Linked DNA regions of Homo sapiens: region 2 is linked to region 1. Evidence: chromatin contacts called from ENCODE Hi-C data. All regions are on one chromosome and are shown on one strand. The core of a region is the stretch at or near the end of the contact, and the rest is flanking DNA. Distances in the headings are between cores, read along the strand shown. Region 1 has its middle 210 kb from the start of RAD51AP2. Region 2 overlaps VSNL1 (visinin like 1).

The links. A loop is a pair of places that touch in the nucleus more often than their neighbours do. Pooled maps may share reads with other maps.
Region 2: a loop to region 1 is called in a map of heart left ventricle, with 2.5 times the contacts of the local background. The contact joins two enhancer-like sites. A Hi-C loop is called at or near these places in 3 of 168 maps with a recorded cell type or tissue (Caco-2, HepG2 and heart left ventricle) and 5 of 50 pooled maps.

Annotation. Positions count from the first base shown.
Region 1 is chr2:17,302,323-17,305,181 of GRCh38, reverse strand. No RefSeq gene overlaps it. Among named protein-coding and RNA genes, the nearest start is that of RAD51AP2, 210 kb to the left of the region's middle. Within about 2 kb of position 1,546, at least 2 of the 41 ENCODE cell types and tissues checked have a DNase peak (open chromatin) inside an H3K27ac peak, as active enhancers do.
Region 2 is chr2:17,577,024-17,579,855 of GRCh38, reverse strand. All of the region lies in intron 1 of VSNL1 (visinin like 1), which reads right to left. Among named protein-coding and RNA genes, the nearest start is that of VSNL1, 38 kb to the right of the region's middle. RefSeq lists an enhancer at 1-280. Within about 2 kb of position 1,300, at least 5 of the 41 ENCODE cell types and tissues checked have a DNase peak (open chromatin) inside an H3K27ac peak, as active enhancers do.

The sequences.
Region 1 (2,859 bases), core at 297-2,796:
CTATATCAGTGGTTTTCAATTCTACTTACACATTAAAATCACCTTGGGAACTTTTAGCAGATACTGATGCCCAGATCAATTGAAAACAAATCTCTGGAGATAGGGTGTGATAATTTGTACGTTTTCAAATCATCCAAGATGATTCTAAAGTGAAGTAAGCTATGTTGAGAATCATTGCACTAGAATCAAGATTTAATTTTTGATCATTTAGAAAATGGCAGAGAAGTAAGAATTAAACACCACTCTCATCTGCTAGCCTGTGAAGAGCTAATATTTAACCAGGTAGCCATATTTACTCAAAGAACATACTCTAATCATTAAAAGAGCTTTAAAAATGGCATCTACCGAAATTACCAGTTCACTATCATACCCCGCTCATCCTTGTCTATGCCTGTCCTGTCTTCTTCTGGGTCGACTGACCATAAATGCATAAAATAACATTTGATTATAAATAGGTTTCCCAAGTTAAACAGGCAACCCTTTAAAAACCATATTACAGGCCGGGTGTGGTGGCTCACACCTGTAATCCCGGCACTTTGAGAGGCTGAGGCGGGCAGATCACGAGGTCAGGAGTTCGAGTCCAGCCTGGCCGATATGGTGAAACTCTATCTCTACTAAAAGTACAAAAATTAGCCGGGCATGGTGGTGCGTGCCTGTAGTCCCAGCTACTTGGGAGGCTCAGGCAGAAGAATTGCTAGAACCCAGGAGGCGGAGGTTGCAGTGAGCAGAGATCGTGCCACTGCACTCCAGCCTGGGCGACAGAGCAAGACTCCATCTCAAAACAAACAAACAAACAAACAAACAAACAAACAAATGGATATTACCTTCAATAAGAGTAGCCATTCTTCTGCCTTATGTTCTAAAGAAAATCGGATATCTTTATTTGTCTATTTATTTAGAGACAAGTTTTCACTCTGTTGCTCAGGCTGGAATGCAGTGATGCGACCACAGCTCACTGCAGCCTTGAACTCCTGAGCTCAAGCAATGCTCCCATTTCAGCCCCCCAAGTAGCTGGGACTACAGGTATGTGCCACCACACACAGTCAAATTTTTATTTAATATTTTGTGGAGGTGGTGGTCTCACTCTATTGCCCAGGCTAGTCTTGAATTTCTGGCTTCAAGTTATCCTCCCACCTTGGCCTCCCAAAGTGCTGTGATTACATGTATGAGCCACTGTGCCTGGCCTGGATATCTTTAAATGCTGCATCCTAAATATACATAAGTGAAATACAATAAACACAATATGTGAAATATATGTCAACAATGTCTACTGACTGAGTGACTACAATGTTTTGGGCTATAGTTCAGAGAAATAAACCCTTGAATTAGTGCTCAGTTTGGAGGGAAGATGTGAGATGTCAATGAATAGTGGCAGAAAACTAACATATTGGGAGCAGTATGCCGACACTGGGCAAGCTGAATGGCAGATGAGAAGCACAAGGAAGGAGGGCAAGGCAGAGCTGGGCAGAGAAGGCTCCATGGAAAAAGTGGTATGGAAGCTGAACCTGGAAGGAGGCTAGACTTTGAGCATGTGGCTGTTAGGTCAAGGGTTTCCCAGATGAATGAGTCCAATGAAAATAAAAAGTTAGGATCATTGTTGTATTTTGGTGAAGTTTAGGAAGCAAGAAAAGAGAGATCTGAAACGCTCACTTTCATAACAGAAATAGTTTGTTTTTCATTTTTCATCAATGACAATTTTCAAATGCATATTTTATTCTCCTTTCTCTTTTAAGATAGCCATCTTAGAGTTAAGCTTTGTTTCCTAGTTTTATAAATAAAACCATTGCTCCTCGATGAATCATAATGCAGCATAGTATTAAGTGTTCAAGGTTAGGTATAGGAAGCTCAACAGTGTGGAAAATGTAAATATGATTTCTCATATTTTCTTGCTTAATTGCTAGATAGCAAGTCTCAGGCATTACTCAGAACCACAGCGGATGTGGGAGATCCTAAAATAGATTCTTTCCCTTTGTCAGATCATACATTGCAATGGAGAAGGGCACAGCCAGGTAGTCTGGCTGATCACAGGTTTGTATTGAGTCAAGTCCGGTAAACTCAGGTAAAAATAACAGCAAAGCACCCTCTAGTCCTGGGTCATTCGCTATTTAAGTAAGCAAAGAGAATCAATTCAGTGACCATGTAAGAAGCACCTACTTTAGGTTTGGCTATGCTAATGATGAGGCATCAACATTTAAGGCACACTCAATCTCTAGGTGATGAGCTGTATATAAAGAGATGAGGCACTGGTCTTTTTTTTTTTTTTCTCCTTTTCTTTTCAATGAGCCAATATTACATTGGTGACTAAAAATTGTAACAACATGTGCCCTTCTAGCGATGAAACTGCTTAAGACATCAAGGCTCTGCTTTCATTTTGTCCTCCCATAGACCCTTACTCTCTTGCCTAGGTTTTCAGCTAAATATTTTGAAATAGGGACTTATGATTAGACTAAAATTCCAGAACATAATCTATATCTAATGTCTTCTGTGTGATGCGTCAACTATTATTAGACTACTGTTTAAAATGCTACATGTATATTTTTGATAATCAGGTGATTTTTACCTCTGAAAATGAAAACAAAAAGTTCTAGCCCAAATATCACTAGGTGTAACTAATCTACACATAGTGAATGAGAGGACCTCCCATTTGGCCATGCTGAGGTTTCTTTAAGTGGCTGTCAGCCCTTCTGGCCTGCATCCTGGAAATGCAGCTGCAGAATGCATAGCAGCTCCTTGAGGCTAATCATGAGGAGGGGGAGGCTAGTCGTTCTGGCTGCACAGTGGGTACTTTGCCCTTGTGTTAGGCTTCAGAAATTAGCCTATCTGCCTGGAAAACAGGCAATAGCATCAGCAAAGAACAAG
Region 2 (2,832 bases), core at 51-2,550, 270 kb before region 1:
TGTGAATCCTAAAAGACTGCTGTTAATTCATTGTTTGTAAAGGGAGTGGCTCTAACTGAAAGCACCACAGGAGGTCCTTTTCCAGGATTCTTTCATCCCAGGGCCCTCCCAAATGCCTGTGTGGGTTTTCGGTGCTTTGATAAGTTCATTGGACCACACCTTTCCTAAAGCACCAGAGCTAGGTTTCAGTTTCAGCTTTGCCAGTGTTTTCCTGTGTGACCTTTGCAAAAGTCTGTGTCCTCTTTGCACTTCAGTTTTCTCATCTATACAAGTTCTGTGAAAGTTTCTGCCTCAACGAATTTGCCAGGTCATTGTAAGAACAAACCCTGGAGCCAGTTTGCAAATTGTAAAATTGTTTCTCACTCTTAATCTAGTGCACTTTCCAGGCAATGTCAGAAAAGAAAACAAGACCTAGACTATATAGAAAGAAGTGGGCTTTGTGGCCAGGCGCGGTGGCTCACGCCTGTAATCCCAGCACTTTGGGAGGCCGAGGCGGGCGGATCACGAGGTCAGGAGATCGACACTATCCTGGATAACACAGTGAAACCCCGTCCCTACTAAAAACACAAAAAATTAGCCGGGCGTGGTGGCGGGCACCTGTAGTCCCAGCTACTCAGGAGGCTGAGGCAGGAGAATGGCATGAACCCGGGAGGCGGAGCTTGCAGTGAGCCAAGATTGCACCACTGCACTCCAGCTTGGGCGACAGAGCGAGACTCCGTCTCAAAAAAAAAAATAAAAAAAAAGAAAGAAAGAAAGAAGGGGGCTTTGTTAGGCAGGGACAAAAAGAGGGAGTAGGTTTTCAAATCCCTGGCATGAAGGAGAAAACACACTTGTTGATGAGGAGCCAACAGAAGATTCACAAAAAAGAAGCTGGAGGAAGAGGAGTTGCGTAGAAGGAGAAGCACAACCAAGTGTTCCTTCTTAGGGTTTTGGAAGCTGGATGGAAAGAACGTATTTACCAAAGGTTACGAGAGGAATGCTGACCCTCTTCTGTGAGGTCCCTGTGTTTGATGTGTTTCCAGCTCTGATTTAGGCTTATGCTGTCCTTGCTGGGCCTTTGTGAAGTATCCAGCAAGGCTGGAACAAAGCACTTTATTGTAGTGCATGAAAAATATCTTTGCTGAAAGAGACAATGCCAAGGCTAGGGGGACTAAAATTAGACCTTCCGGTGTGTTTGACTTGGCAAGTTGTATGGCCTCCTCCACCTGCCTCCCTCCCAGCCGTGGGCCTTCTGAGAGCACAGGTAGCATGTGCTGAAGGAGAGGAAGTGCCGCTTCCTCTGGCACCCTGTGGGGATGACAAATGCTTCTGGGCCTGTGTCACTTTCACTTGGAGTAGTTATGTGAAGTGATACTCAGTTTGAAGGGACATGTTTCCACATCAGCTAATCTGCAAATAAGGATGAAACCATATTGAGTCTCCCCATTAACCTAATGTCCCTCCATGTTGAAACCAAAAGAAAACCTCAAAACAATCCTATGTTTGAACCTCACATTTACCTTTGTCTAAGAATTTAGAGCTTCACCTAGTAACCATGGCAGAATCCAAAGAGCCAGTTATCAGTGCCTTCCATCACACAGTGGAGTTGTGTTGTCTACAGCAAAGACCCGGGCCTTCTCATTAGACAAACAAGGTGAGATACTTGCTGAAGCACATCTACTAGCTGGGAAGGGAAATTTACTGAGTTTTTCTTATCCTGTTCATTCAACATTAAATTGTGTATATTAATAACTACCTCAAAATGTTAAATAAAATAATAAATCTATATGACCGATATTTTAGCAGTAATAACAACAGCTTATATGATCAAGTGCTCACTATGTGTTCATGGATTACCTCACTTCTTCTTTACAACCGTTTTATGAAGTAGATACCATTATATAGTCATATTACAGTTGAGGTGAATGAGGCTTACCGAGAAGGTTACACAACAAGAAAATGGTAGAGTTGGGATTTGAACCCTGACAGACCCTTAGCCATTGTAAACTATTCTGTCAGATTAGAGATGAGAAACAAAAAAGTACTTTTCTGTGACAAAAACCGTTATTTCCACATAAGAGCTCATCAGTCTCCCTTTTTCACCTGGGTGCTGCCTTTATGTAACATTTTTTTCCCCAAGTGAGGGAACTCTGGGGTCCCCTGAGGCTTGGTCAGTTATCTCACAGTTGCCTGCCCCTGGTCCCCAGGGCAGATGGGAGAGGACTTGGATGCTAAATAGAAGGGTAGCCATTGAAAGAACAGGGAATGTTTAGCCTGGAGAAACAAAGACTCAAGAGAGGACATTTGAGGTCTCCTCAAATACATGCAGAATTTATGGGCACAAAAATAGACATATAGATCAGCATAACAGAATGGAGAGTCTAGAAATAGATCCAGCTATACAGACTCACTTAATATATGATCAAGGAAGCTTTTCAGAACAAGGGGGAAATAGAGGAAATATAATTTATAAGTGACATAATCACCTCTTGATAGCAGTTCAATAAAAAAAGTAAGAACCATACCATATGCCATCTTTTAAAAAATCATTAACATTTGGAATCAAAAGTTCAATACAAAAACTATCAAAGAAAACTATCAGAAACTGAAAATATAGACAAAAGGTTAATAGCTATGTATGTGTATATAATGTCATGTGCCTCAGAGTGACGGTTCACTCAACAATGGACTATATATATGATGGTGGTCCCATAAAAGTATAATATATTTTTACTGTACATTTTCCATGTTTAGATATATTTAAATATACAAATACTATTGTGTTACAATTGCCTACAGTACTCAGTACAGTAACCTGCTGTACAGGCTTGTAGCCTATAGGCAGGTGTGTAG